Linked DNA regions of Homo sapiens: all the other regions are linked to region 1. A link is a loop called in an ENCODE intact Hi-C map of the cell type or tissue named here. Cell type or tissue: heart left ventricle. All regions are shown on one strand. Links, peaks and the distances in the headings refer to the core of each region. The heading gives the core; the rest is flanking DNA. Region 1 holds the start of CALCB (calcitonin related polypeptide beta). Region 2 has its middle 35 kb from the start of CYP2R1. Region 3 has its middle 16 kb from the start of CYP2R1. Region 4 holds the start of PSMA1 (proteasome 20S subunit alpha 1). Region 5 has its middle 2.6 kb from the start of CALCA. Region 6 has its middle 12 kb from the start of PSMA1.

What was found. Peaks named below come from ENCODE experiments on the same cell type or tissue, not always from the same donor. Only the 100,000 strongest peaks of a DNase experiment are listed, where the experiment ranks them.
Region 2: it touches region 1 in a loop (2.8-fold over the local background); 12 of 110 quality-filtered maps call a loop at or near these places.
Region 3: a loop joins it to region 1, with 14 times the contacts of the local background. A loop is called at or near these places in 81 of 110 quality-filtered maps.
Region 4: a loop joins it to region 1, with 5 times the contacts of the local background. A loop is called at or near these places in 25 of 110 quality-filtered maps.
Region 5: it touches region 1 in a loop (9-fold over the local background); 42 of 110 quality-filtered maps call a loop at or near these places.
Region 6: it touches region 1 in a loop (9-fold over the local background); 25 of 110 quality-filtered maps call a loop at or near these places.

The regions. Positions count from the first base shown.
Region 1 is chr11:15,073,034-15,077,956 of GRCh38, forward strand. CALCB (calcitonin related polypeptide beta) reads left to right here and starts at 560. Exons shown (of 5, transcript NM_000728.4): 1 at 560-630; 2 at 1,677-1,771; 3 at 2,028-2,165; 4 at 4,253-4,437. The coding sequence starts at 1,686. The coding sequence ends at 4,412. RefSeq lists an enhancer at 1,462-1,963 and a silencer at 2,006-2,055. In heart left ventricle, for the core only: a CTCF peak has its summit at 2,088 (motif pointing left); DNase peaks (open chromatin) are centred at 908 and 2,078; H3K4me3 peaks cover 1,383 bases; H3K27me3 peaks cover 2,667 bases.
Region 2 is chr11:14,924,405-14,929,327 of GRCh38, forward strand. No RefSeq gene overlaps it. Among named protein-coding and RNA genes, the nearest start is that of CYP2R1, 35 kb to the left of the region's middle. In heart left ventricle, for the core only: no CTCF peak of the experiment used is centred there; no DNase peak of the experiment used is centred there.
Region 3 is chr11:14,905,771-14,910,693 of GRCh38, forward strand. It overlaps the pseudogene CALCP. Among named protein-coding and RNA genes, the nearest start is that of CYP2R1, 16 kb to the left of the region's middle. RefSeq lists enhancers at 1-58, 239-348, 1,991-2,490. In heart left ventricle, for the core only: CTCF peaks have their summits at 2,149 (motif pointing left) and 2,954 (motif pointing right); a DNase peak (open chromatin) is centred at 2,141.
Region 4 is chr11:14,518,256-14,523,178 of GRCh38, forward strand. PSMA1 (proteasome 20S subunit alpha 1) reads right to left here and starts at 2,131. Exons shown (of 10, transcript NM_002786.4): 1 at 2,042-2,131; 2 at 742-786. The coding sequence starts at 2,044. RefSeq lists enhancers at 1,924-2,538, 2,073-2,262. In heart left ventricle, for the core only: a CTCF peak has its summit at 2,193; DNase peaks (open chromatin) are centred at 1,856, 2,206 and 3,193; H3K4me3 peaks cover 2,405 bases; H3K27ac peaks cover 1,447 bases.
Region 5 is chr11:14,972,493-14,977,415 of GRCh38, forward strand. No RefSeq gene overlaps it. Among named protein-coding and RNA genes, the nearest start is that of CALCA, 2.6 kb to the left of the region's middle. RefSeq lists a silencer at 1,291-1,340 and an enhancer at 2,303-2,832. In heart left ventricle, for the core only: a CTCF peak has its summit at 2,449; DNase peaks (open chromatin) are centred at 1,919 and 2,439; H3K4me3 peaks cover 1,844 bases; H3K27me3 peaks cover 4,000 bases.
Region 6 is chr11:14,530,064-14,534,986 of GRCh38, forward strand. It overlaps a transcript of PSMA1 not described here. Among named protein-coding and RNA genes, the nearest start is that of PSMA1, 12 kb to the left of the region's middle. In heart left ventricle, for the core only: no CTCF peak of the experiment used is centred there; no DNase peak of the experiment used is centred there.

The sequences.
Region 1 (4,923 bases), core at 510-4,509:
GGGGTCGGAGGATATCCAGGGAAGCACCCCAGGTGGTCCAAAAAGATCAAATTTTGAGGACCCCTCCCTCCCCTTTTCCCTCCCCCCCCCTCCTTCCCTGCCGTGGGCTCTTTCAGCTGTGGTCCCTTTAGAACCCAGGACTACTACTGCTCAACCTCGCTGGGGGTTCGGGTGGCTGGATTCGGGTCCCTCACTGGCGTGACAGGAGGGAGTGCGAGGCAGGAATTTAGGAGCCAAGGAGGTGAGAGCAGCTCTGGCCCCTCACTGTAGGTGACGCCAAACTCTCCTCGACTTGCCCCGACTCTTAGTTGAAAAATCTCTGTCCTCTCCCAGGCTCTCCAGCTTCCCAAGCAATGACCTCAATGAAAAAAATGACAGCGGGGCGGACTGCCCCCGCTCCAGAGTACCAGTGCCGGCAGTGCGAGCTATGACGCAATCGGAGCTCGGTCGGTCCTTTGATTGGCTAGTCCTGGCCACTTTGGATTGGCCGCGCGGGCTGGTGGGGACCCCCCCCCTCCAGCTATCTCTGTAATAAGAGCGGGGTCTCCGCGGGGAAGGCGCCCACAGCAGGTGTGGTGTTCATCCCGGGTCGACCGGCCGCTCGCGCTGCCCTGAAACTCTAGTCGCCAGGTGAGGAACTTCCCATTCCCCATTCCGCTCACTCGAATAACCTGCTTCTTCGACTAGTTCATCCAGTTTGCTCCATCTGCCTGTCTGCCTCTCCGCCGCCATCTGGTCCTACCTTACAGCGGTGGTCCTAGCTCTCTTCCAGGCCCCGTAGAAGGCGAGCGGTTAGGGTTGTCCTGGCAGTTTCTCCTACCAGTGCGAGAGGAGCCCAAGCATCCCCATGGCTCAGCGTGGGCGCTGGAAGCGCAGCGAGCGGAGGTAGGCGGGTCTGCAGCCCTGGCGTTGGGGCCTGGCTGAGCGCAGGATTCTGCAGAGTTGGGTCCGGGAGCGCCCTGCGCCGTCTTTGTCCTTCGGGAGCATGTTTCGTTCCCGGGAGGTCGGAACCCTGAGCTTTCCTCTGAGGCGCCTCCCTGGTGAGCCTTCCCGGGATTCCGGTCCGGATCTAAGGCAGTGTTGTTAGCGGACTAGAACCCTGGGCGCTCACCTCGCGGAGCTGCTGCTCAGCATCTGCTGCTAAAACGCGCTCCGGCAGAGGGCTGGCTTTGCGGGCGAGTCCTGAGACACCCGTAACTGGCACGTTAAAAATTTTTCCCAGTTCCAAGACTGAGAAATGAGCGCTCCTTTCCAATCCACCCTTCCCACCTTCCCCTCGCATGCGTTGGCGCGAAGCCCAGCAGAGGAGAAGGCGAGAAGGGGAGAGCAGGTCTACAGCAAGGTGCGTCCACGCCTGGTTTAGGCATAAATCAGGGCAGAAGTGTCTGTTTGTGTGCACGGGCGCGTGTGGCTTCTCCCTGGCCTTCAACAAAACAGAACCAAAATTCATCCTTTCTCTCCACCCTTCCCCTAGGACACCTTTTTCCGCTCTATCAAGCCATTCACTCACTGCAATGTGTCTCTTGAGATTCACAGCAGCCCTTCCTGCAAATGAAGGGAACAGAGGCTCAGGCAGCTGAAGTAACGTGCCTAAGGTCACATGGCAGTTGTGGCAGAGGCAGGACTGGAACCTAGATCTGTGCTGGTGCAGTAGTAACGTCATCCTTCCTTTACAGAGAGGCGGCATGGGTTTCCGGAAGTTCTCCCCCTTCCTGGCTCTCAGTATCTTGGTCCTGTACCAGGCGGGCAGCCTCCAGGCGGCGCCATTCAGGTGAGACAGCCTGGAGCCAGAGGCGCCTTCTGCTCCCACTGCCCCTAGGACCAGACAGCTCTGTGCCTCTGAAGTCACGCGTGGCTCCTGGTGAATCAGTGCCCACAGGTGGACCCTGGCCTCATGCCCGTCCCCTGGGAGTCGCGGTGGCCACATCCCCAGGGGAAGAAGCAGAGACCAGGAAGCCTGGCTGCCTATCCTGGGGAGGGTCAGTCAGGGGCTCACAGCCTGCAAGGAGTTTGCTTCCCTTCCACAGGTCTGCCCTGGAGAGCAGCCCAGACCCGGCCACACTCAGTAAAGAGGACGCGCGCCTCCTGCTGGCTGCACTGGTGCAGGACTATGTGCAGATGAAGGCCAGTGAGCTGAAGCAGGAGCAGGAGACACAGGGCTCCAGGTGAGGTTCCCCAAGCGCCCAGCACAGGGACTCCTCTCCCCGCAGCATACACAGGAAGGTGGATCCCAAGAGGCAGGAGAGAACACACTGGCAAGGGGTCCAGCAAGCTGATTTGTCCAGCAGGCTCCCTTTCTCAAGTTCCAAGGGAGACAGAGGTCCCAGTGCACCTGGAGGGACTGTGTGTGGTTAGACACAATAAAAAGCTCCGTTTCTGAAAGCTGTTAGAACATAGATGTAGAAGCTTTTTCTAGACATAGAAAAAACTCAATTTGTGAAAACTGATAGAAAATGAAATGGGGAGGTGTGGAATCGTTCACTGTGGAAATTGCTCTTGCAGTACTGGGAGATCTCCTAGCATTGGATGAGTTAAGACTGGTAAGGGTGAAGTCAGGAATAGACCCAATATCTCAGAAAGTTTTAGAAATTTCACATGTGCATGCCATTCTTTCATACCTGCAAGAAGCCTTCATTTCACATTTGCAAGGTGAAGATGAAGCCCTTGCAGGGGGTGGGGACAGAGCAGTGTCTGAGGTAGGTTTGAGCCTTTAGATGTGCAAGCTCTGTGGAGATGTGCATGTTGTCATGAGGCCAGGGAGAGCACCGTTTCCCAGACCCACATCCTTGTGCATGTTGAGCCTGAGCAGAGACCAACCCCTGGCCTGCTCCCAGCACTGCTGGGCAGAGGCATGTGTCACACCTACATTCACCCCGAGAACCTCTCTGTTGAGCATGAAGGGCTGAACATCATGGGAATACCAGAAAAGATCATCCTTCCTCATTCAGCCCTTCTCTACACTGCCCTGGCCCACTGACCCTCTCACCTCTCCTAATGGAGTGTGTGTGAGCTGCCCTCCTGCCTGCCCCACCTGCTCCCACTCGACATGTCCCCTGCCTGGTCCAACCTTCTGAGTGACTGCCCATGGGGACAGTCCCTAGTGCATGGTACTGTCTGGCATGTCCTTCCCTTGCAGCTTGAGCAGTCCTAGATTTAAGTAGCGTATAGTAATCTGAGTACCTGCTTGCAGGGCACATACTTGCAGTACCTGAAAAACTTTCATATGTTCCCTGGCATCAACTTCGGGCCTGAAATTCCTGGCAAGAATAGGGACATAGTCAACAGCTTGCAGAGGGACCACTACCCGACTCCAGGGTCCCCCAGATGGCAGCTGAACTTCTCTCAACTCTCCTGATTCCCCTTCTTGCTCCACTTTATGAACCTGATGCATGTGGATTCCTCTCTGATTTGTCTTCATGCTGGTATTGGTATTTTTGCTTATGACAGAGAATGTTTTGAAGACCTCAGGATGGAAGGGAAGACAGCAGGACTTACTGAACACATTAGAGATAAAAGAAAATAAGGGAAGCTTCTTGAGACTGTAGAGGGTGTTATGACAGAGGCATCCAATTTCTGCTTCTAAATGTACTACGATAAAATAAGCACGTCCTTAATGCCTTGGCATTAGATGAATCAATCTATTTTTCTAAAAGGAACTGAGCTGCGGTGCTCATTGCTCTGGTCCACATCCAGACTTGAGGGTGTCCAGTGCCTATGCTCAGAAGTAGCCTTAGCTTCAGGGTAGCTGGGTATGGGGCTTGGTGGGTCATCACTATGACCCAGCTCAAGCAGCAAGAACAGTGTGTGAAGGAGCTGGTAAGTACTTCTGGGAGAGGATGCTGCAAACCCTGTTCTCTGAGCTTCTTCTGAAGACTTTAGGGAATTTCATTTTCCTGTGGTAATGGGTAGTGTTGGTGCTTGTGGCTGGGGTATGGTCTCTGTATACTCCTCGTGTATCTTGGGGTGGGTCTGGGCCTCGTTGCCCACTTCCTCCTTGAATGGTAAGTGCAGGGTTTCAGCCTGTGCCCCGTGGCTTGGAATTGTTTTTTCTTCTTTCTTTTCATGATGGTCTTTGGGCAGAGCTCCTGGTGAAGACTGCCAGGCCATTTCCCCTAACAGCTTTGATAATTGCATTTTCGAGAAACACTTACTGTTAGGTGGTGTGTCGAAGTGTTGCAGTTCTCTTCATGAAGGCTCCTCCCCCAGCTTTTCACTCACAGGTCTTCTCTTCTTTCTCTATCTTGCAAATCAGCTCCGCTGCCCAGAAGAGAGCCTGCAACACTGCCACCTGTGTGACTCATCGGCTGGCAGGCTTGCTGAGCAGATCAGGGGGCATGGTGAAGAGCAACTTCGTGCCCACCAATGTGGGTTCCAAAGCCTTTGGCAGGCGCCGCAGGGACCTTCAAGCCTGAGCAGATGAATGACTCCAGGAAGAAGGTAACTACCCTAATGCTATGGGATAAGAGGGGGAAGGGACTTGGAGTTAAAACCTACATTTTGAAAACCTCTGCTCTGGTAGGTTCTTTAGGTTCCTTCTGTCCAGTTACATTGTTCCTCCTGAGGCAGTGAGTTCTTTCTAGAACCTAGCATGATGTCAGAATGACATCAGAGATGTAGTGTCATTTTTCTGATAAGGGAAATGGAAAGAAAATAAAAAGCTTGCTGGATTCAGAAAGGGAGAGGTCTGCAAACCTTAACCAGGGCCAGTCTTCATTCATTAGGCTGGTTTCAGAAAGGGCTCAACCCTTGACTACAGATTCAGGTGGATAAGCTGTAATCATAACCTACTACCAAGATTAATAGATGCAGTTGAATTATTTTAGTCTTCATTTGCCTTACAAGCCTGCTTACCTCTCATAACCATAATTCATAAATGCTGTTTAAAGAAACACTTCTGTAAATTAGTATTTTTTCAGTAATAAT
Region 2 (4,923 bases), core at 648-4,647, 150 kb before region 1:
ACAACAACAACAGCAGCAACAACAACAACAATAATAATGAAAGTCAACCACTGCAGCAGTAATGCATCACAAACCACCACAGAAATCTCAGTAGCTTTCAACAACAGTGATTTTTATTGCTGATAAATCTGCATATATGTTGTGGTTTGTCTGACCTCAGCTGCGCTGACTTGGCCAGGCTGAGTTCAGAATGCTCCATGTGTTTCCATTCCTGTATCCAGGCTGAAGAAACAATGACCATTTGGGGCATACTCTTCTCATGGCAGAGGGAGGAAGCTCCAAGAGGTCCGAAAAGAACCAAGCACATTTAAAACCTTTCTGACATGACATATGTTATATCCACTCACATTCCCTTGACCAAAGCAAGTTGTATGGCCACGCTCAATGTTAACCATGAGCATGACCATATGCTACTCCAAGAAAAAGACATTGAAAAGTCACATAGTGAAGGGCTTAGATATATAAATCTATTACAGGGTAGAAGTAAATAATTGATAATAATAATCCAATGTAATAACCTCTGGTACATACACTGGGCACTCACTAGGTGCCAGACTGTTAAGATACATAGTATCATTTAATCTCCACAGCAAGTATATGGGACAGATACTATTAGTATTTGTTGTATGAATGAGTGATTGCCTATTGTATACCTACTGGGCTATGTTCTGTGGCTACTGTATAAAACAGTTCTGATATTCAGTTGGCTGGATATTAGTCAGGTTACCTGGAGGGTTCTGTTAGGCATGAAGAGGAAGCTGAAATTATTTCCTAAACTCACATTAGCAATGATGCACATCTGAACCCAGGGCAACTGATGAACAGGAGAGTCTCGACTTACATAGAAAGAGAACTTCTAGTGTAGATGCCTTTTCTCCCTTCCCCTCCCAGTCATCACCTGTGGGCATCACTCTTTAGGGTTACTTCCTATATGGTACAATTGGATACATTGTCTTCCCCTTTTCCCAACATACAAGCTCAGTGGAAGATTCACAGGTTAACATACTGAATGTTTGCTAGTTAGGATTTTGCTCCTCTGCCATTTTCATACCTACATTACAGAAGCACCAGTGAACAATAATTACAAACCAGAAAACACATAATAAACAATCAGAAGATGGTACATTTGATGTCTGGAGGTTCTTATGATGGGATTACTAACACAAGGAAAAGCCTAATTAGGGGAAAATCTGGGACAAGGGTGATTTCCAGTCACTGTTCAAACAGTTCTTCCTCACACTCATTCCCAAGACCATTTTGATGTTGTAAGCCTGGAGCCTCAAATCTTGAGTCTTTTGCCAACTCATTATTCTTTAAAGGGATGGGCGAGAAAGCCTGTTTTTCTGTTTAATAAATAATATACTCTAACAATTAATACAAGATGTCAGGGCGCATAACTTTATTTCATCCAACATTTACTGAATATCTACTATATGCCAGGCAATGAGCTAGGTACAAGTGACAATCCTGCCATCAGGGTGACATACAGACCAGTGTGGAGAGAGACACATATGTACGGATTTAACCTTAATGAAGAGTGCTCCATTTGAGATGTGAACAAGTGATATGAGACAGAAGAGTGAATAATTATTTCTTTTTTTGAGGACAGGAGCAGAAAGAGTGGATGCCATTTTATCTGAGCCCTGAAATCTAAGACAGAAGAGGTAGAAGAACATTGTAGGAAGAGGTTCAACATGTAAAATGGCACAATAGAATTAAAACATGACTTTTCTCTTCCAGAGTCCTGGGGCTGTCTAAGGAACTATGGTGAGATAGAGTGTTATGGGTTGAATTTTGTCCCCCTCAAAAAGGTATGTTGAAGTCTTAAACTCAGAATGTGACTATTTGGAACTAGGGTCTTTATAGAGGTAATTAAGTTAAACTGAGGTCATAAGGGTGAGCCCTTGTCTAGTATGATCAGTGTTGTATAAAAAGGGGAAATTTGGTCACAGATAGACATGCATAGAGGGAAAATGATGTGAAGAAACACAGGAATGATGCCGTGTGGAGACTAAGGATTGGAGTGATGCATCTGTAAACCAAGGGATGCCAAAGATGCTGGCAAACAAGCAGAATCTAGAAAGAGACAAGGAAGGGTTCCCTTACAGGTGTCAGAGCGAGCATGGTCCAGCAACACTTTGGTCTCTGACTTCTAGCCTACAGAACTGTGACACAATACATTTCCATTGTCTCAAGCCACACAGTTTGTGGTACTTTGTTACAGAAGACCTAGAAACTGATACAGGGAATTAAGAAGGAGCTGTTAGGATTCTGGACTGCCCATTCCTATTTCAAACATGGTGTCTGTCATTTTATGCTTCTCTTAAGTGTTTGCTTGAGAAGCAGTGTTTCGTTGGTAAACATGAAAACAACAGGTAGCGAGTTTTGAGAGTGTGTCATTTGGACACTTTCAGTTGATTTAAGTTGCAAATAACCAAAAACCTAAGTCTACTGGCTTAAATAACAAGGTTTATGGTTCACATAATGACAAAAGGCTAGAAGTGATGTGAAATTCCTGTGCAATTAATAGAGGGTTTGATCAAGGCTCTAACTCCATTTCTTTGCAGTTTTCTGTAGAGTTCTCATGTGTTGGTTTCTTCCTCCGGTTGGCTCTTGTTATGGTAGCAAAACAGATGTGATATCTTCAAGCTTCACACAGCGCTCTACTCAAAGTAGGGATGAATAGATGAATAGCTTTGACTTGGTATTCCCAGCCAAGGCCTTGAGGTTCTCACTGATTGGGCCACTCCTGAACCAATCTCTGCATGCATTGATGAACTGAGGCCTGTGTTATGAACCAAATGTGGCAGGAGGGAAGGATTTGCCCTGATTGGCTTACCCACTTTTTCCATTAGCCTTATTTACATAACAAAACATTTAAAAAATTTAGTGGCTGAAAACCACAACAATTTGTTTTCTCATGATTCTGTGGGTCAGGAATTTGGGTAGGGCTCAGCTGGGATGTCTCATTCTCTACCATGTGGTGTTGCCTGGGCTCACTCATGCACTTAGGGTAACTTGGCAAGTCAGCAAAGGGCTGGCTGGTCCTGGGTAAGGACAGCCACATGTCTGCTGGTTGAGGGGGTAGTTTGGTTCTCTTCTCTGTGTTCTTTCCAGTAAGCCAGCTTGGGCTAATTCACTTGAACATGTCATTCTATGAGAGTGAGAACAGCTGTAAGGCCTCTTGACATGTAAACTTGGGACTTGTGTGACATGATTTCTGTCACATTATATATTGGTCAAAGCAAGTCCCTACATATTTTTAAAAAAATAATTTCAAGTTTTATTTTAGATTCAGGGGGTACATGTGCAGGTTTGTTACATGGGGATATTGCATGATGCTGAGGTTTGGGGTATGACTGATCCCGTCACTGAGGTAGTGAGCATAGTACCCAATAGTTAGGTTTTCAACCTTGTGCCCCTCTCTCCCTCTCCCTTTCAGTAGTTCCTAGTGTGTATTGTTGCCATATTTATGTTGACGGGTACCCAGTGTTTAGCTCCCACTTATAAGTGAAGACATGTGGTATTTAGTTTTCTGTTCCTGCATTAATTTCCTTAAGATATTGGCCTCCAGCTGCATCCATGTTGCTGCAAAGGACATTATTTCATTCTTTTTTATGGCTGCATAGTATTCATGGTGTATGTGCACCACATTTTCTTTATTCAATCCACTGTTGATAGGCACCTCGGTTGATTCCATGTCTTTGCTGTTGTGAGTAGTGCTGTGATTAATATACAAGCACATGTGACTTTTTGGTAGGATGATTTATTTATTTATTTATTTTTGGATATATACTCAGTAAGGGGATTGCTGGGTCAAATGGTAGTTCTGTTTTAGGATTTTTAAGAAATCTCCAAACTGCTTTCCACAGTGGCTGAAGTAATTTACATGCCCAACAATGGTGAATAAGCATTCCTTTTTCTCCACAACCTCACCAGTATCTGTTGTTTTTTGTTTTTCTTTAGTAATAGCCATTCTGAGTGGTGTGAAATGGTATCTTACTGTGGTTTTGATTTGCATTTTTCTGATGATTAGTGATGTTGAAACATTTTTTCATATATTGGTTGCTTGTATGTCTTCTTTTGAGAAGTGCCTGTTCATGTTTTTTGCCCACTTTTAAATGGGGTTATTTGCTTTTTGCTTGTTGAATTGGTTAAGTTTTTTATAGGTTCTGTATATATGTCCTTTGTTGGATACATAGTTTGCAAATATTTTCTCCTATTCTGTAGGTTGCCTGCTTACTCTGTTGATAGTTTCTTTTGCTGTGCAGAAGCTCTTTAGTTTAATTAGTTCCCATTTATCAATTTTTGTTTTTGTTGCCATTGCTTCTGAAGCAAGTCCCCACATCTTGATGTAAATAGTTATAAAAATTTGTGATCATTTAAAATCTATCAGACCCACCCTTACAACTGGGGGAGGGGTAACCAATTTCACCCAAACCACATGCTTCTAAGCAGAATGAACATCATGGAGAAAGCTGGATAGAGGCTGGAGAAGAGGCTGAAATCATGTTGTGGCAACTATACATTAATAAAACTGGCAAAAATGAAAAGAAATTAGCATGTAGGGGGATTTGTATGACATGCTTTGTATGACATGCTAAGCATACTTCATCATCTAGGCTCATGATTCTTCATAGTTGATGAATATGATGCATTCCCATTAGTAAACATGATTCAAAAGTTATTTACCATGGCTGTGATTCTCATCATGAAGAGTCGGGGTGAGAAATATTTCCTATAGGGACTGCATCAGACCCTCCATCTATTTGTGGGGAGGGTCATGGACTTACCTTAATTGTTACTCACAGTTCTAGGTGATGGGGAGTCACTGATGCCTTGATCCTGAGTGCAAGGCAGATTTTCTGCTTTTAGATCCAGTCTGAAGTTGCTCCTATAACAGTTCTGGGTTAAATTCACATA
Region 3 (4,923 bases), core at 617-4,616, 170 kb before region 1:
GTGTATGTGTGTTCGGGCGCGCGTTGGGGTGCAGCCGGCCGGTCGTAGGCTGCGGTGAAAGGTGGCTTGTTATTCTGGGCACCGCAAAGGGTTTCACTTCCCCTGGGTGAGCCTTCTGGGGGTGCTGTCTTGGGCAGAGCGCCAGCCCCAGTGGTACCACTGCTGGGGAGCCCGCTGGGGTCCGAGTCCGCCCACTGTGGGGATGTTGTCTGCTCTTGCCGTTAGCCCCGCACGTTCTCTGCATTTCCCCTGGTCTCTCCCCTTTGATCTGGAGGCGCTGTTTCAACGGCTGTCAGTCTCTAGAAGGGTAAATTCGGTTCCGGTCATTCTTCCAGTGGGCCCTTATCCCTAATCCTCCCTCTCCTCTCGCCTGCTCCCTCGGAGGCGAGCTCCCTGTTTGGGGCCGTCACGGCGCCGCGGCGTACTCTGCGCGCGCGCGGAGAGGCCCACTTCGGTGGCAACCTGAGCTGGGTCCAACACTACGGTGTGTGCCCCTTGGGGAACAGTCCCTAAATCAGCGCAGGGCAGCAGGCGATCCCAAGGAGATGGGTTTGTCCAGGGGTTTGGCCTTCTAGAGAGGCATGAGGCACCCGCATCTACGTTCAGGTGAAGCTACGGAGCTCAGTCCCTACAGACAGCCGGAGCCTTGGGCTGTGTACCTGTCATTAAATGTTCCTGGGACTAGGAACGTGCAGAGCAAGTGTGTATGTGTGTGTGTGTGTGTGTGTGTGTGTGTGTGTGTGTCTGGGCTATTGAAATAACGACCTTGCCCCGGGAAAGATAACCCCAGCTGTCTAAGTGCCTAAGGAGGGAGACAGTGAGCCTGCCTTCTTCAGCCATATTGGGCAGAAAGCCTTCATGGTAGACTAGACCCACAGGATGGGACTAAGTGCCTTCAACCCCAAGCGGAACCCGGCACCCTCAGGCCTGGACATCTCTCTCTGCTCTGTGAAGCTTCCAAACCGTTTACATTCATGAATGCCTTCAAACTTGAAGGTACCCCACTGGGGCAATGAGGCCTAGATAGTGTCCAGTTACTTGCCTGAGGTTACACAGGAACAGAGGCAGCACAGGAAACCTGGCCTCTAGCCACTCTGCCACACCAACCTCTTGGGGAAGGGCCCCAAAAGACACGAGGAACCCTAGGAGACACTCTAGAGAGCCCCCTGAACAAACGCAGAGCTGTGTGGAGCCTGGAGTTTTAAATTCCTATGAAGAACAAAGCCAAGGCAGACTACAGGAGGGGCAACTGAATCCCCCACCCCCAGCTCCACATGTTGTTCTAGGCCCTGGGGAAGGGTGCGTGGAGAGATATTTCATGAGGAGGTGTGAAGGGATGGAAAGACTTGGAAAGGGGACCTGAAGCCTGAGGAGACTTGGGGACTCCTAGTTAGGAAGTGCCTTTGGAAAAGCTATGGAAAATGGGCGGAGCCCGAGACATCCTCTAAAGAGTCCGGGATAGATGGGAAGAAGGATCTAGGCTGGTGGGCATGGTAGGGAAGAAAGCAGGTATTTAGGGCAGAAGCTCTGTGCAGTAATGAGTACCATGCTTTCGCCTTTAGATCCAGGTGTGAACATACCGAAAACTTAGCTGTAGCTGGCCTGGCCCCACTCACTAGAAGGTGAGAGAAACCCCTAATATACCAGGTTACCTTAAACGACTGAAAAAAGCTGTGACAGTGACCCCAGCTGGGGATTAACTGACTTGCCTAAAGGCGGCATCATTTTACTTGTTACATAGAGCAAACAAAGGCTCCCAGAAGTTCTCCCGCTTGCTGGCTCTCAGTCTTGGTCCTGTGCCAGGCAGGCAGCCTCCAGGCAGCGCCATTCAGGTGAGACAGCTTGGAACCAGGGGCTCCTCTGCTCCCACTGCCCCTGGGACCAGGCAGCTCTGTGCCTCTGAAACCATGCATGGCTCCCGGTGAAGCAGTGCCCACAGGTGGACCCTGACCTCATGCCCTGTCCCCTGGGAGTCGCAGTGGCCACATCCTCAGGGGAAGAAGCAGATACCAGGGAGCCTGGCTGTTTATCCTGGGGAGGGGCAGGCAGGGACTCACAGCCTGCATTGAGTTTGCTTCCCCTCCACAGGTCTCCCGTGGAGAGCAGCCCAGACCCGGCCACACTCAGTGAGGAGGAAGTGCGCCTCCTGCTGGCTGCACTGGTGCAGGACTATGTGCAGATGAAGGCCAGTGAGCTGGAGCAGGAGCAGGAGACAGAGCTCCAGGTGAGGCTCCCCAAGCGCCCAGAACAGGGCCTCCTTTCCCCGCAGCATACCAAGAAGGCGGATCCCAAGAGGTAGGAGAGAGCACACTGGCAAGGGGTCCAGCAAGCTGATTTGTTCAGGAGGACTTGGAGCCCAGCCTTTCTCAGGCTCCAGGGGAGACAGAGGTCCCAGTGCAGCTGGAAGGACTGTGGTTAGACACAATAAAAAGCTCCGTTTTTGAAAGCTGTTAGGAAGTGAAATGCGAAGATGTGGAATCGCTCACTGTGAGAATTGCTCTTGCAACAATAGCTCTCATTAGATGGGATAATTGTGAAATACATGTACTTTGTTTAGTGCTGACTATGAGCTGGTTACAGTTGTAAATAGTTGACTGATGATTTTGATCCTCACAACAATCTGTGAGGAAACTAAAACAAGTACGGTTAAGTAATTTGTTAAAAGTCATAAACTAGTAAATGGTAAAGCTGAGCTTTAAAATCCGGGTAGTTTGGCTCCACACTCCATTTTCTTAACTAGTATTTCTACTGCTTCTAGTTAGTGAGTGTGTGAAGACCTAGCATGGGGGCTGGAATACAGTAGGTGCCCTAATGTGTTAGGAGGTTTTAGACTTGCTGTTTCTTACACTTTCTCCTTCCGTTTCAGTCAGTTCGATTTCTGATGGCTGGTTCTCCCCATTCCTTCCCTTTCTAAGGTGGAGAGTAGATCTCAGGTAGAGCAGCTGATCACCAGCAGATGGCAACAAAGACTGTCCAGATAAGAGCTAAGAGCTCTTTACAATGTGATGAATTAGTAGTTCATTTGTAAAAAAGAAAACTGAAATAGAACTCATGGAAATGTTTCTCATTTCTGAATAACCAAATACACAGGAAACTAAGTAAAATCCTTAGGCTTAATTGATGTTGAAATGCCCTGAGAACATTTGTTGACATCCAGAGTGATATTGAAAAGAACTGATTGAGGATAGTGAACATCTTCATTGTGTTTGTAAACTCAGGAGGAATGCTCATTCAATATGATGTTAACAGTGGGATTTTTCATAAGTATCTTTGTTCAGAATAAGAACATTCTTTTCATTCTAGTTTTCTGAGAGTTTGTATCAAGAAGGTTCTTAAGTTTTATCAAATGTCTTTTTAAAATCTATGTAGATGATCATATGGTGTTTCTCTTTTATTCTGTTAATGTGGTGAATACATTGAGTTTTGGAGGTAAAACCAATATTATATTCCTAAAATAAACACCATTTGGTCATGATCATCATTCTTTTCCACATTGATGATTTTTGATTTACTTTTCTTGTTTGTTTAGGATTACTACATCTATATTTATGACATATATTTGCTTGTATTTTGCCTTCCTGGTGATGTCCTTATAACTTTTTGTGGGATTCTACTAGTTTCATTAAATGAATTCGGAAATGTTGCTTCTTTCTTTTTTCTCTGAAAAATTTCTGTTTGATTAATTATATTTCTTCCTTCTTGGAGCTTCCTTTGTGAGAGAGATTTAAGTTATATATTTAAGTCTTTATCAGATACAGAACTATTCAGATTTTCCATTTCCTCTTGTGCAAATTTTGGTAGCTTGTCTTATATAAGAAACTTGTATATTTTATCAAAATTGTCAAAATTATTGGCACAAAATATTCATAATATTCACTTATTTTCTTTTAATGTCTTTAGGATCGCTAGTGGTATAACACTTTTTATTCTGGATACTGGTAATATGTATTTTCTCTCTTTTTATCTTGCTCAGTTTTGCTAGGGGATTGTGAATTGTATTAATCTTCTCAAAGAACCAGCTTTTGGCTTTGTTGATTTTCTCTCTGCTATTTCATTAATTTCTACTGTTATTATTTTATTTTTCTCCTTTTTTAGATTTAATTTATGTCCTTTTCTTCTATCTTCTTTGGATGGAGGCTGAGGTAACTGATTCCCAACGTTTTGTTTTTTCAAATATATGTATTTAAAGCTATAATAACTTTTTAAAATAATGGTTTTTAACTGCAGCCCACAAATTTTGATGTCATATTTTAATTTCAATATTTCAATTGAAAAATATTTAAATTAAAAATGTTTTTTATTTTCTTTATGACTGCTTCTTTGATACATGGGTTATTTAGGTATATACTGCTAAATTTCCAAATATTTTTCTGTTATTGATTACAAATTTATTTTCACAACGGTTAGATAAATACTCTCAATGATTCCAGTTCTTGGAAATTTATTGAGAATTGCTTTATGATTAGCATATGATCTATTTTGGTAAATGTTCCACTTATCCTTCAAAGATTGCATATTTTGGAGGTGTTGAATGTAACATTGTATATAGGTTGATTGGGTCAAGATGCTTAATTGTGTTGTTAAAATCTCATTGACACTGTTTTTTTTTTTTTTTTTGAGACGGAGTTTCACTCTTGTTGCCCAGGCTGGAGTGCAATGGCGTGATCTTGGCTCACCACAACCTCTACCTCCTGGGTTCAAGTGATTCTCCTGCCTCAGCTTCCCAAATAGCTTGGATTACAGGCATGAGCCACCACGCCTGGCTAATTTTTGTATTTTTAGTAGAGATGGGGTTTCTCCATGTTGGTCAGGCTGGTCTCAAACTCTCGACCTCAGGTGATCCACTTGCCTTGGCCTCCCAAAGTGCTGGGATTACAGACTTGAGCCACCATGCCCAGCCATACCATGTATTTTTTTTTAACT
Region 4 (4,923 bases), core at 569-4,568, 550 kb before region 1:
CACGCCCAGCTAATTTTTGTATTTCTTGTAGAGTCCGGGTTTCATGTTGTTCAGGGTGGTCTTGAACTCCAAGACTCAAGCAATCTACCTTCCTTGGCCTCCCAAAGTGCTGGGATTACAGGCATGAGCCACTGCACCCGGCTGAAAGCTTCTTTTAAAATAAATTTTCTTGTGTATATTTAACGTATGCAACATGATGTTATAAGATACACATATATAGTAGGGTCACTATCGCAGAATGAACACATCCGTTGTCTCACATAGTTACCCATTTTCCTCTGCTGTGGCAAGGGCTATAAACTACTCATTTAACAAAAATCTTGAATACAAAACACTACCTGCATTATTAACTGTAGTCTTCATGTTGTACATTAGATCTTTCCACTTGCTCAACCTACATATTTGCTACTTTGTATCTCCTCTTTTTTCCTCCCCACTGCCACCCCCTACCCTGGTAACCACTGTTTTACTCTCTCTATATATATATTTGCCCTTTTAAACAAAAGATTCCACATATAAGTGAGAGCATGAAACATTTTTCTTTCTGTTTCTGGCTTATTTCACTTAACATAATGTCCTCTAGGTCCATCAGGAAACCTATTTTAATTATAAATGCAACTTCCAAGAACGTCTAAAATAATTATATTCCATTTTCCCCAAGCCTACGCTCTCACAAGTTTCTAAATATATTGCAGCCACAAAAAGCCACTTCACAGAAAAGGTTTAAAAACATTATTTTACCTGGGGGCTCCAAACAGTGACATCATTGTCATACTGATTTCGAAACTAAAAGTAAAAGAAAAAAATACCTGTTAATAGAAGAACATTTCAAATCCCAACTCTTAACATTCATTAAGAAATATGCTTGTATTTCCATTCAATGTTAAGGCACTCTGTTCATGCAGTCTTACTGGAAGATTACTACTGTACTCAGATGTAAGCCAATTCTACATTTACCATAAACTCGTGGGAGAGGGAGAAGCAGATCTAAATGGGTCCTATTTTTCCAAACTCTTATTCTAACACCCTCCATATCAACCCCTTTAGGCTCAATTACTAAAGTTCACAATCAACTTTCTTGCCTATTTTTGCTTATGCTGCTCCCTTTTATTGGGCCCTAATAAATGGTTAAAAGTCTTCCTTTTCTTTAAGGTAGCTTAAATGTCGATTTCTTGAAGTCTTCTCCTTTTCTTCCCAAATCCCCCTAACATATACTCCCACAGCTCTTTATCTAAACGTCCCTTTCTGTTTTTATGATTAGGGACATGTATGACTTATTTTTTAATGTTCACTGTAGTTATGCCTGTACAAGTGCTGTCTGTATATTCACATTGAATGAACAAAAATGTCCTCACAAAGTTAGAGGTGGACACAAATAGCTGCAGCGATAGAACCATTACGGCTATTACGACTATTATAATAATAGTCATGGGAGTGAGATTGAGTGCTAGAATGGCAGACAGAACTGGAAACCCAGAACCCTATATTGTAACCCTGATTCCATCACTTCCCCTCTCAGCCTCGGCTTACTCATCCGCAACTAGGTGACTGGACAAAATGATTGAAAAGGGCCTCTTCTAATCGAAGTCTAGGCGAGAGATAAATAGACGGACCCACCAGGAAAACGGACGCTGTCCAGGAACACAAACCTGGGGGTCAAGTCCGCACTGGTGGTACAGGTAGGCCTCCAAGTCAAGTCTCTGTCTTCTCCTCTCCCATACACAGCACTAGGAGCTATTCTGGACCGCTCAGAATCTACTCCACTGAAGGAACCTGAGGGGCGAACTCATCTAGCTGACCGAGGAGGAAGTGTCGGAGGCTCCCCGGGAAGCGAAAGCGGTGGAAAGGCCGCACTGGCTACCGATAACCCCTAGCCCGGCCAGGCCGGAGATGCTGAATCACTGCCGGAGCCCGGCCGTCTGCCGAGGCTCTCATACCTCGTGGCACCGGGCGACGCTAAGGATGACAGGAGAGGTGGCTCGTCATCCCCCAGTCACCAGAGCTCTGCCCTAAACCTTCCAGAGATCGGGATTCAACGTACCATGGTGGCGGCGCGGGCCTGGTTGCGGCCTCCAGCAAAACTGAGAATCAAGGAGGTGCTGCCGAAAGTATCGCTCAGCGATCTACAGAGAAGTCTGCGGGAGTTTGACGGCGGCGGCGCAGGGTAGCGCAGTCTATTCCAGAGATATCGATAGGCTTGCAACACTTCCCCCTCCTTAAAACTTTCCGACCGCTCGGCGGCGGGCGGAGCCTCGGAAGATCTAGGAACTGAGACTGGCGGGAAAACCTGGCTGGGAGTGCCGGCGGCTGAGAGCTGCGGGGCAGCCCCTGTCACGTAGCCCTTCTAGGTTCCTGTGTATGGCGGATTCCCTCCAGTTTCTCCCGCTGGCGGGCTGCATCTAAAGTCGTCCGAGTCAACAGCCGTGACTCTGGGTGATACTAGCTCTCATTAACCGTCCACAGATTTGGGGTGTTATGTGACTGAAAGGAACGAGGCTGCAGGAAAGCCACAAGATAACGATCCGTTTCTGTGTGTCAGCTGTATTCTTCCTCGAGTATCTTGTTTGTGTACATGCTTTTATTTGCATTAAGGTTGGTGCAAAAGTAACTGCGGTTTTTGCCATTTGGCAAAATACTTTGGAATGCTCTTCCTTATTCCCTGGAGATGTTATCTTTCAAGGGTCTGTTGTCGTTAACCCCTCATTGTTATTATGATTGATTTCTTCCACCAGACTTTGAACTCCATGAGGGCGCTAATGTCTTTCTATGCCCCCAAAACCAAGCATGGTACCTGACAGATTAGGCCACTGAGAAAAAATGGACACTTTCTTTCGATTTATCTATTTCGTCTTTTGAGAGCATCTTTCCATAACGAAATAGTCTGACATCCACCGGCTATTTATATTCTTTGTAAAAAAGAGACTGGGTGTGGTGGCTCACGCCTGTAATCCCAGCGCTATTGGAGGCCGAGGGCGGAGGATCGCTTGAACCCAGGAGTTTGAGATCACTATATTATTTTAATACAGTGGGACCTCGTCGCTACAATAATAATAAGAATAAGAATAAGAATAAGAATAATAAAAAAAAAAGGCTGGGCATGTTGGCATGGGCCTGTGGTCCCAGCCACTCGGGAAGCTGATGTGGGAGGATCTCTTGAGCCAGGGAGATCGAGGTTGCAGTGAGCCATGGTCGCGCCGTTGCACTCCAGCCCGCCTGGGCAATAGAGATTCTGTTTCAAAAAAAAAAAAAGCCGGGCGCGGTGGCTCACGCTTGTAATCCCAACACTTTGGAAGGCAGAGGCGGGTGGATCACGAGGTCAGGAGATCGGACCATCCTGGCCAACATGGTAAAACCCCGTCTCTACTAAAAATACAAAAATTAGCCGGGCGTGGTGGCGTGCCTCAGGAGGCTGAGGCAGGAGAATCGCTTGAACCCGGGAGGCGGAGGTTGCAGTGAGCTGAGATCGTGCCACTGCACTCCAGCCTGGGCGACAGAGTGCGACTCCATCTCAAAAAAAAAAAAACAAAAAACAAAGTACTAAATTGTTCTCCAGAAATGTTTTACCAACATATACTCTCAACAGTAGTATATGAGGTTACCTTCTCTAATTCATCAACACTGGTTATTGTCGTATTTCTGAAAAACACTGTTGATTTGGTGGACTAAATTAACAGATTAAATTAATAGATTGTTCTCTTTCGTTTCTCCAGGACCTAGCACAATGCGTAGCACATATTAAGTGTTTATAAATAGTGCTAACTGATTAAATAAATGCTCATTTAAAAATTGTCATATACTACATAAACATTTTGAAAATTCTTTCCATATATATCTCTCTAGTCACATGCCTCACACAGATGTGTAATAAATATACAATTTTTAAAAATAAGATGATACTGTTTTTATTAATACACTTAAAAAGTTATAGCTATCATATGTCCATAAGTAATGGTCTATATTATTTTCAATAGTCGCATAGTATTTTATTGTATGGAAATATAATAATTTGCTTAATTATTAGTGTGCAATTCAATTGTTTCCAAGTTATTGGTATCATAAAAATACTATAATGAATATTCTTGTACATACACACCTATTGTGTGCATAATTACCTTACCTGATGAAGAATTCATAGAAGTAGAATTGTGGGGTCAAAGGGAACTTACATTTACAGTTATGATAAATATGGCTGAGTTGCAAAAAAAGTTATATCCATTTAATATTCTACGCTGCCTGAGAGTCAGTTTTCTCTGTATTCTTACCAACACTGGATATTATAAGTACTTTTTACTTTTATCAATTTGATAGGCCAAAAAAGAAAACCTGTTTCTTTAATTTTTAATTTTATTTATAGTTTTTTATTACTAGTAAAAAAATCTTTTGTTGTATTTCTTGGCTGTTTATGTTACTTTAGTGGATTGCCACTTCATTCCTTTCCTCATATTATTGTGTTAATCATTTTCTTACTGACTTGTAGGAGCTTCCTGTAATTAGGGATGGTAACCTCTTATTACTGTGTCACTTTTATAGAAAGGGCCTTTTGGATACAAATAAAAGAAACCCACTGAATCTAGTTTAAATAAAAGTTGAAGCACACATTGTAAATATGCAACAGGGAATCACATAAATATCCAAACATAATTTTTTGACTTTTTAAAAATTTACTGAGATATTCCTAGTACCTGAAACAAAGCCTGGCATATAGTAGGCACTCACTAAACATTTGTTGAATGAATGAGTGATAGATCTATCACTCCAAACCTGTCCTTCTGATAATTATTTCCTAAGCAAATATCTGGGGCTTTGCGATACATCCTTTATTCACAGCAATTGTCTGTACTCTTCAGAATGGCTGTTATCAAAGCTCTACTTGTAGACCAAAAGAAGGGGCATTTGGTTGACCTTTTTGTTAAGAATGAAAGT
Region 5 (4,923 bases), core at 4-4,003, 100 kb before region 1:
CAGGACCGTCCCACTTGTATTTGCATTGAGGTCATTGATGGAAATGGTGGGGGATGGTGGGGGCACCAACAAGTAACGCCCTTAAAGTGAGCGGGAATTTGAGGGCAGTTTGACGTCATGGTGAATTTCACCTCTCAGTCCGGCCTGGTTTTGAACCCTCGCCCCACTCCACCCCTGGTTTCACGATTTGGCGGAAAGGGTCCAGGATTGTAGGGACTCTTCCAACTCTGATCCCAGACCCCTGCCCAAGTGAGATTTTAAAGGTTAATGCCCCTAAGGGTGGGTTCTGGGCCCAAGAAATCTGACTCCAGTAGCTGGTATTACCCACAGAGGGCCAGGGCTCGTGGGAAACAAGAGACGGAGCTGGGAGCAAGAACTTTGTTAGACAGGAGTTCAATTACAGTTGGCCCAATTCCTGGTTGTGTGATCATGGGCAAGTAACTTCACAGAGGCTCAGTGTACTCATCTTTGAAATGGGGACCACAATCTCATCTTGAAGGAATATTGTGAGAAACAGCCCAGCGCCTGGGCCTCAGATAGGCAGGGATCTACAAGAGTTTCCTGGTCCGCACAGGGGATTCTGTAAGATCTCCATGGATACTTTCCGAATCTCCATCTCCCCGGACTGTCCCGGGGTACTCTTCAGATCCATTACATGTGTGAGGAGGGGGCCGATGACCTGCTGGGCCTGAGGGGTGAGTTGCAAGGTACAGATGCGGAAGCCTCCATCCAGACCTCTGGACCTCCCCCTTCCTACCCTGCCATCCATCACCTGCCTGAGCCGTTTGCACAGCTGCCCCTTTGCTTCCGGCTGCTGTTTGCCAAGATGTCCCAGAGACATTCTATTCCGGCCCCGTACCCCCACCCCCGCACTTCAGTCCTCTACTAAAGAGCAGGCAGGTGTGACAGTGCTGTGTGGTCCCTGCCTAGATCAAGCTCACACTCGCTTCCGGTCACACTCATTTACACACACCCAAACCCATTACTGTCTCCCAACATGTGCCCACTCTGAATCACAGACACTAAAAAACAGATACTGGCCAGAAGAGTATCCTGAGGTGTTCACTCAAACGTGTCCCAAGCCTGCCTCCGAGTCTCTCGGGCGGTCGCATCCACACACTCGCACGACGATGACCTGCTTGCATCAAACCTGCACACATCACGAACAGGCGCCCTCCATCACACCCAATTACGCGTGACCTCAACAGCTCTCACATCCCGCAGAACCGGGTTTCAGTTCCACTGTGCCTGAGCGTTCAGCTCAGCAGAGGTAGGGACTAAGGCGCTTGCCGCCCACAGCGTCCAGAGTGGCAAGAAAGAAGCTTTTCAGCGTCTCCACCATCTCCCGGTGGAACGCGCAGCGCGCGATCTGCTGCAGCCGGTCCGGGCGCTGCCTGTGCGGTGAGCGCAGCAGCGGCATCCCGGGGCTGTGGGCGGAGGCAAGGACTCTAGCTTGAGGTTCTTTGAGGCAGAGCAGAAATTAGCCCCTAGGTGTGCCGTCCGTGGCGCGAGTCACGGAACTCCAGGTACCCCGGGGTCGTGTCCGCACCTTTGTCCTCAGTCCCCAGAAGCGTCGAAATTTCTTAGCACGACACCCCTGCCTCGCGCTACATCTCTTCCCCCTAGGGGGTTGGTGGCCTCCGTGCTCAAAGGAGGCAGCGGGAACGCCTAACTTCTAAGATGCCCTTAATTGATCTCCTCCTTCTTAACTACAGCGAGGGAATAACAACTCGGGGCTGGGGACTGGGTATCTAAGACTCGCTCTCCGCAGGGTCCGCCGGCAGGGCGGCCACAGGACCCGGGACTGGAACTGGCCCGGGAGGACACCGGCGCGTGTCAGGCGCAGAGCGTGAAACAGGCAAGCTGCGCGCAGAGCAGGGCTTGGATGGCGGATCTTGGGCACAATGAGCCCCGGATCCTGAAGGAAGATAACCCCTGCTGAGACCCTGTCCGGAGCCTTGGAGCTTTTCAGCAGTTTAGGCTCGGATCTCCGGCCTGGGTTTTCGGTGCAGAGCTGCTTGAAGAGTTGCGAAGGCCGCAGTGCGGGCACTGAGTGGGGCGTAGTGCTTGGGCCTCTGCCACTGGGGCTGTAGCAGAAGGGTATTTGCGCTCAGCTACCACATACTTCAGCGGAAATGATTTTTTTCCAAGACCAGAGGTTTCTAACATAAGAACCTCCTGAAACCGTTTGTAAGTGTGTGTGTCTGTGATGTGTGTTTTCCTAAAGAGAGAGTTCATAGCTTTCGCCCGTGCCACGGTGACCGCAAAATGAAAGCCAGTAGACGCAGATTTTGTGGCCATGTCACTTTGAGGGGTCGGAATTCTACTCCTGACTGTGGTGTGTGTCTTCAGCCTTCAGAATAGACACGTACTCCCCACTATCAAATCTTTGGCAGCTACAAATCAAAGGCTGGTGCCGTGGGGCGCTAACCAGAGTCTGCGTCCAGAGGGCGCTAGTGTAGCCCCGAGCAGTTTCAAGACTGACTGTAAAAGTCTGTCTCTTTAGGACAGGAGGGACGGTCATTAACTCACCTCTCAAGCACTCCTTGAGTTTGTAGGAATTGCCTGGCTCCTTGCTGGGGGCCGAAAGTTTTTTTCGTTTTTGTTTGAAAATCATTTTCTCCAGCAATTAGCACCATGCCAGGCACCCTAGTAGACGATCCGCCAAAGTTAAATGAATGAAAATTCATTCTGGCAAATTCACCAGTTTCACAAGGTAGCTTGCAGAAAATTCGGACCTAGTTAGAGCGGCATTTCGCTTTGCTTTCCGAAATCCACAAACTATTCAGCCAGACTCCTCCCATTTTATTTGTCACAGCAAGTCGGTTCCCAGGTAGAAGTTTTCAGGAATGAGGCAGGGAAGTAAGGATTTCGTCTAGGGTTCTCTCTAAAGACTGAGATCTTCTGGTGCAAAATGCGAAGTCATTCTCTGAGCCCATCCCGGATTTACTGAGCGAGCGAAGGAAGGGTAGAGCTTCCCGTGAGCGGATCACTTAGATTTCATCCCGCTATTCCTGGAACTTCTCTGAGTTTCAGTACTAAACAGAGCATGGTCTAACGGAAGTCGCCAAGGAAAATGCTGATTTTAAAAAAATAGTCGCTTGACTATTTGACCCTTGATTTTTACTGTCTTACTTCCTAACTTAAAAATCTGGAAACCAGGGTCAGTTTTGAAACAATCTGATTTTGGAAAAAAACATTTTTACAACACTCCAATAAAGTCTAACTGTAATGTTTGTTCCCATTCGTTTAGACCAGATTCCTGTACCCTTTGCTTAAGAAATAAAAATAAACATGAAGTCTGGTTGAAAATTCTTACGTGAATTTCCACGTGATTAAAAAAGTCACACCTGAAGGCTTGAGTTCAGAGCTCAAGTTAAATTTATTACTGCTCTACAATTCCTTTATAATATGGACTCAACCACAAAATCTCAGCAGTAGCAACAGCACCACCAGCAACAGTAATACAACAGCCCACAACACATACATTTTCTTCAGCCTGGTAGAAACGTGGAGCTATCAAATTAACTGGAAAAAATCCCAACTGAAAATCGATTGCACTGTTTAAAGAAGGGCAGAAATCAAAGCTTTCCATCATCGTGTTTACTGAAGAACATGCCAAGAGAAGTAGTTGCTTCTGAATCATTTTCCTAAGACACTTTTAGACTGCAGTAAAGCTGCTTCTGGGGAAGGGAGTACAGAAATGGCTGCCAAAGAGACAGCGAGATTCACAATAACCAAGATACAGAAACAGCCTAAGTGTCCATTGATGAATGAATTATTAAAGAAAATGTGGTGTGTGTTTATCACACACACACAATGGAATATTAGTCAGCAGTATTATTCAGAAGAAGGAAATATTGTCATTTGTGCCAACATGGCTGAACCTGGGGAATATTATGACACACAAAATAAGTGAGGCACAGAAAGACACGTAATACATGATCTCACTTATATGTAGAATCTCAAAAAACAAGTCGAACTCAGTAACAAAGGTTAGAATGGTGATTATTTGGGGCTGCGGTTGGGGGTAAAAGAGAAATACTAGTTAAAGGATACAACCTTTCAGTTATAAGATGAGTAAGTTCTGGAGACCTAATATACAGCCTGGTGACTATAGTTAACATATGCTTGAAATTTGCAAAGAGAGTAGATCTCAAGAGCTCTAAGCGCACACACACACACACACACACAGGAAACTATGTGAGGTAATGATATGTTAATTAACTTGATTGTTGCAATCATTTCACAAAGTATACATGTATCAAAATATCATATTGTATACCTTAAAAATAAAAACCTTTAATATGGAAATAAAAGTGAAAAAAAAAAAGAGTGAGAGACAGCTGAAATTCCCCAGTGGGAATTTTGCTGAAGACTTTAGAAGAGGGGCATCTGTATAAATACTGAAGAGGATATCAATGTTTTACTAATAACCTAGATATAGAATTATCTAAAAGATGTTGCATGTGCAGTAAGTATGAAAAGTCATATAAATCATATTAAATTGAAACAAAGAAAAGATATTATAAATATTATAACTACCATCAACTAAGTTCCATCCGTGTGCCAGGCACTGTGTGTATATTATCTTTCTTACTCTCAACAGTTTAATAAGATAGATATTTTTATCTTTGTTGTATATGCAAGGGAATAGTAAGAGTATTTGGCTTGAATTAATTATATTTTCCAGGCTCCTTTTGAGGACCTGAAACATAGCTTATCTCTCTGCCATGTCAGGTAAGAGGTCTGGTCCCCTGGATCCAGGCACTGACTCAGAGGAAGATATGGGCATGTCTGCCTGCTTCAGGGCTAATGTGATTTGTAGTGAGAGACTCAATCAGCAGGCATAAATCATTTACAATTCCTGTACCAATATTTGGGAACATTGACAGTTTTGCAGCAGGAAAATAAACATTGGTG
Region 6 (4,923 bases), core at 648-4,647, 540 kb before region 1:
AAGTGCTACATTAAGTATTGAATGAATGAATTCCTCAGATATGAGTCAGACACTAGTCCACTGTGACCTCAACCCCTGCCCTACCCCCCTGCTAGGTGTAGGGATCATATATCAAAGTTTCATTAAAGCCTCTTTCCCTAGGTGTGAGGTGAGGAAAAAGCAATGTCCACTCACAGCACACCAAAAACTCTCAAAATCTTCTAAACTCCAGTCTCTGAATTAGAAGTAGATGGACAGCTAAGAGTTGCAAAAACAGTTCCCTTTCCACTCCTGCCACCTTTTTTGGGCAATTTCTACTTTTTATGGTTTTCCACTTTATTATAAAATACGAGAATATTGGCATTTTACTTTCTTGGAGCCTCAGCCAAACTGAGACAGAAAGAGTCCCTTTTAAAATGCAACTACACATATAAAGCTTAATTGCACTTATTTGTTCATATGTTGTCCTCACATTAAATCAGGAGCCGCTGGAGGATAATGTTTCATATTTATCTTTGTACATATGTTTAATGTGTCACACTGACTCGATGCTCAATAAAATTTAGTTAAGAGTTAGTGGGCTGGATGCAGTGGCTCATGCCCGTAATCCCAGCACTTTGGGAGGCCAAGACGGGCAGATCATGAGGTCAGGAGTTCGAGACCAGCCTGACCAACATGGTGAAACCCTGTCGCTACTAAAAATACAAAAATTGGCCAGGTGCGGTGGTGCACGCCTGTAATCCTAGCTACTTAGGAGGCTGAGGCAGGAGAACTGCTTGAACCTGGGAGGTGGAGGTTGCAGTGAGCCGAGATCACTCCACTGCACTCTAGCTTGGGCGACAGGTCAAGACTCCGTCTCAAAAAAAAAAAAAAAAAAATTAGTGAATGAATAAAAGTTCTCTAGTAGTAGTAGCAATAATTTCAAATAATTTACATAGTACCAAAAGTTGAAGTCTAAAACTCTATGTTTCTAGTACTCTTCTAGTAGATAGTTTTATCTGGAAATATTTATAGGAAAATTGTGGAATTGCTTATACTTTGTCATTGTGCTAGATATTCTCTGATAACCCTATAGATATACTTCACCCTTTTTTTTCCTTTTTTCAACTTTTATTTTAGATTCAGAGGGTACATGTGCATGTTTATTACATGGGTAGATTGCGTGTTGTTGAACTTTGGTGTACAAATGATTTCATCATGCACATAGTGAGCATAGTACCCAATAGGCCCTTCTTCCACTCCCTCCACTCAAATCGACCCTGGGGTCTATTGTTCCCATCTTTGTGTCCATATGTACTCAATGTTCAGCTCGCATTTATAAGTGAGAACATGTGGTATTTGGTTTTCTGTTCCTGTGTTAGTTCACTTAGGATAATGGCCTCCAGCTCCATCCATGTTACTGCAAAGGACATGATTTTGTGTTTTCCTTTTGGTTTTAGAGATAGGGTCTCATTCTGTCTCCCAGGCTAGAGTGCAATGGCGCGAACTTAGCTCACCGTAGCCTCGACCTCCTGGGTTCAAGTGATCCCTCTACCTCAGCCTGAGTAGCTGGGATCACAGTTCTGTGCCACCACACCCACCTAATTTTTGTATTTTTTGTAGAGATGGGGCTTTGCCATGTTGCCCAAGCTGGTCTTGAACTCCTGAGCTCAAGTGATCCGCCTGTCTTCACCTCCCAAAGTGCTGGGATTACAGGAATGAGCCACCAAGCCCAGCCTCCTGTATTTTTTATGGCTGTATAGTATTCTATGGTACTTTAATCTTTTATAGATTGCATCAGTAAGATCCCTTCCTCTCTAGCTCCTGGTTGGGCTCAGCTAATGGAAGACACTAGTAGATCAGAAAGCAATAGGAAAGAGATATCAGATTATGTATTACCTTCTCCCGCTCCATGTTGGCCACAGGTTGGCAGTGGTACTGCATTACCACTTGCTGTTCCCCTGCCCACATTCTGATTATACTCTCTTCAGTTACCCCTTTGGAGAGTGCATCTGATTCTTGCTGAGACTCTGACTAATATAATACCATTTTAATTTTTTTCAGGGTACAGGAGTTATCCAATACTTTTTTCTGTGAAAAAAAAAAAATCCTCATCTTTTTTTGACATTAAGTTTGTATTATACTTCTGGAAATGTTAATATCAATAGGTCTAAAACAGCTGGAAAATAGAACCTAAGTTTATTATCTATGCCCTTCCCTATTTTCGACCTGTTCAAATATATAGGAAAAACAGCTTACAGCTGGTTTTATAATATACATTTTTTCTAATTAAAAAAGGGAGGCCAGGTGCGGTGGCTCACGCCTGTAATCCCAGCACTTTGGGAGGCCAAGGCGGGCAGATCTCCTGAGATCAGGAGTTCGAGATCAGCCTGGCCAAAATGGTGAAACCCCACCTCTACTAAAAATACAAAACTTAGCCCGGCGTAGTGGCACATGCCTGTAGTCCCAGCTACTCGGGAGGCTGAGGCAGAAGAATTGCTTGAACCTGGGAGGCAGAGGTTGCAGTGAGCCGAGATTGTGCCACTGCACTCCAGCCTGGGTGACAGAGCGAGACTCCGTCTCAAAAAAAAAAAAAAAGGGGGATATACATTGAAGATTTTTTTTCAATAAAGACAATATGATTGGCCAGGCTAGGTGGCTCATGCCTGTAATCCCAGCACTCTGGGAGGCCAAGGCGGGCAGACCACTTGAGGTCAGGAGTTGGAGACCACCTTGACCAACATGGCGAAACCCCAGCTTCTTGGGAGGCTGAGGCATAAGAATTGCTTGAACCAAGGAGGTGGAGGTTGCAGGTGAGCCGACATCTGCCACTGTACTCCAGCCTGGGTGACAGAGCAAGACTCTGTCTCAAAAAAAAAAATTTAAAAAAAATCTAAAAATAGCTGCTAAAAAAAGACAATATGATAAATTACTATATTGTACTAGGTAGTGAAACTTACTGTGTTTTTTCCCCTTCAATACTATCCATCTAGAGAAGGGAGAATATCCTGAGAATATATTTTCCAATATGTGTAACATGTATATACATCGTGTGTACATATGCATATTGTGTATATGATTCTTATTTCATAGAAATAAATACTGCATTTCTTTAGGTCCACTTGAATCTAAGCCTGAGCTCCCATCCTGCCATGCTGGTGAGAAATTCTACCTTAGTTATCATTGAGCATTTCCTCTCCATCCAGGGTTGTACAAAGTTTCTAGGGCTTGAATTATTATAGAAGTACCTGGAATTATCTCAAATTACTTGGTCATCTCTCCACATTGATTTGGTGCTGGGATTCCCTTTTGTGCCATCTTCACTTCAGACTGGTGACTCTCATATTTCTTTACCACTGTTGGTACTCAAGAATCTGGAATCAAGTAAGTGAATGTGGCAGCCCCTGCACCCAAGTACAGCTTCCTAAGGTACCCCATGTGGCTTTCCTCTTTGAGGTTTTGCCACTATCTGGGCTTTGTTACAGAACAAGATGGGAATCTTAGCTATTCACTCAAACTATAGGCTTCAGACTTCTAAGTTTTTTTCTTTTTTCTTTTCTTTTCTTTTTTTTTTTTAATAGAAACGGGGTCTCACTATGTTGCCCAGGCAGGTCTTGAACTCCTGGGCTCGAGCCATCTACCCAGCTCAGCCTCCCAAAGTGCTGGGATTACAGGCATGAGCCACTGAGCTTGGCCCAGACTTCTAACTTTTGAGGAATCCCTCTTTCACCTCCCTCTTCTCATTTCACAAGACAGAGCCTATGGTATTTCTGAGCAGTGTTTGCTTTTTGCCTTACAAAAATCTGAAGTCTAGATACTTGCTTGAATGGGAGAAAGGGGTAGTAGGATAGGAGAACACATAAAATTAATATCTCAAGGCTGGGCGCAGTGGCTCATGCCTGTAATCCCAGCACTTTGGGAGGCTGAGGAGGGTGGATCACCTGAGGTCAGGAGTTTGAGACCAGCCTGACCAAAATAGTGAAATCCCCATCTCTACTAAAAATACAAAATTAGCCGGGCATGGAGGTGCATGTCTGTAACCCCAGCTACTTGGGAAGCTGAGGCAGGAGAATCACTTGAACCCAGGAGGTGGAGGTTGCAGTGAGCCGAAATTGTGCCACTGCACTCCAGACTGGGCAACAAGAGCAAAACTCTGCCTCAAAAATACATACATACATACATACATAAATAAAATAAAATAAAAATTAATATCTCAAAATAAACTGCCACAAAAAATTTGTATCAAATTATATATGATTCTTTTTAAACCTGCTTTTCTATGTAAACATTAAACCACGAACATTTCTTCATGTCACATGCTTTAAATGTCTGTATAGCTATAAGGTATTACATCATATAAATGTTTCATAATTTATTTGACTAATATTTGATAGCCTTTAAACAGCTTGCTTTAAACTAGCCTTATCTGCACCCACTCCCACCTTTTTAAAATTTTAATTTTAATTTATTTGTTTATTTTTAGGACAGGCTTTTGCTCTGTTGCCCAGGCTGGAGTGCAGTGGTGTGATCAAAGTTCACTCCTGGGCTCAAGCAACTCTCCTGCCTCAGCCTCTAGAGTAGCTGGGTCTACAGGAGTGAGCCACTGTGCTGACCATTTTTTTTTTAATTACTGTGTTTTTTCCCTTTCAATACTATCCATCTGGAGAAGGGAGAATATCCTGAGAATATATTTTCCAATATGTGTAACATGTATATACATCGTGTGTACATATGCATATTTAAAAAAATTAAAAAAACAAACAAACCTGCTTATAGGAGGCCAGGTGCGGTGGCTCACGCCTGTAATCCCAGCACTTTGGGAGGCAGGCAGATCTCCTGAGATCAGGAATTCAAGACCAGCCTGGCCAACATGGCAAAACCCCGTCTCTACTAAAAATACAAAATTAGCGGGCATGGTGGCAGACGCCTGTAATCCCAGCTACTCGGGAGGCTGAGGCAGGAGAA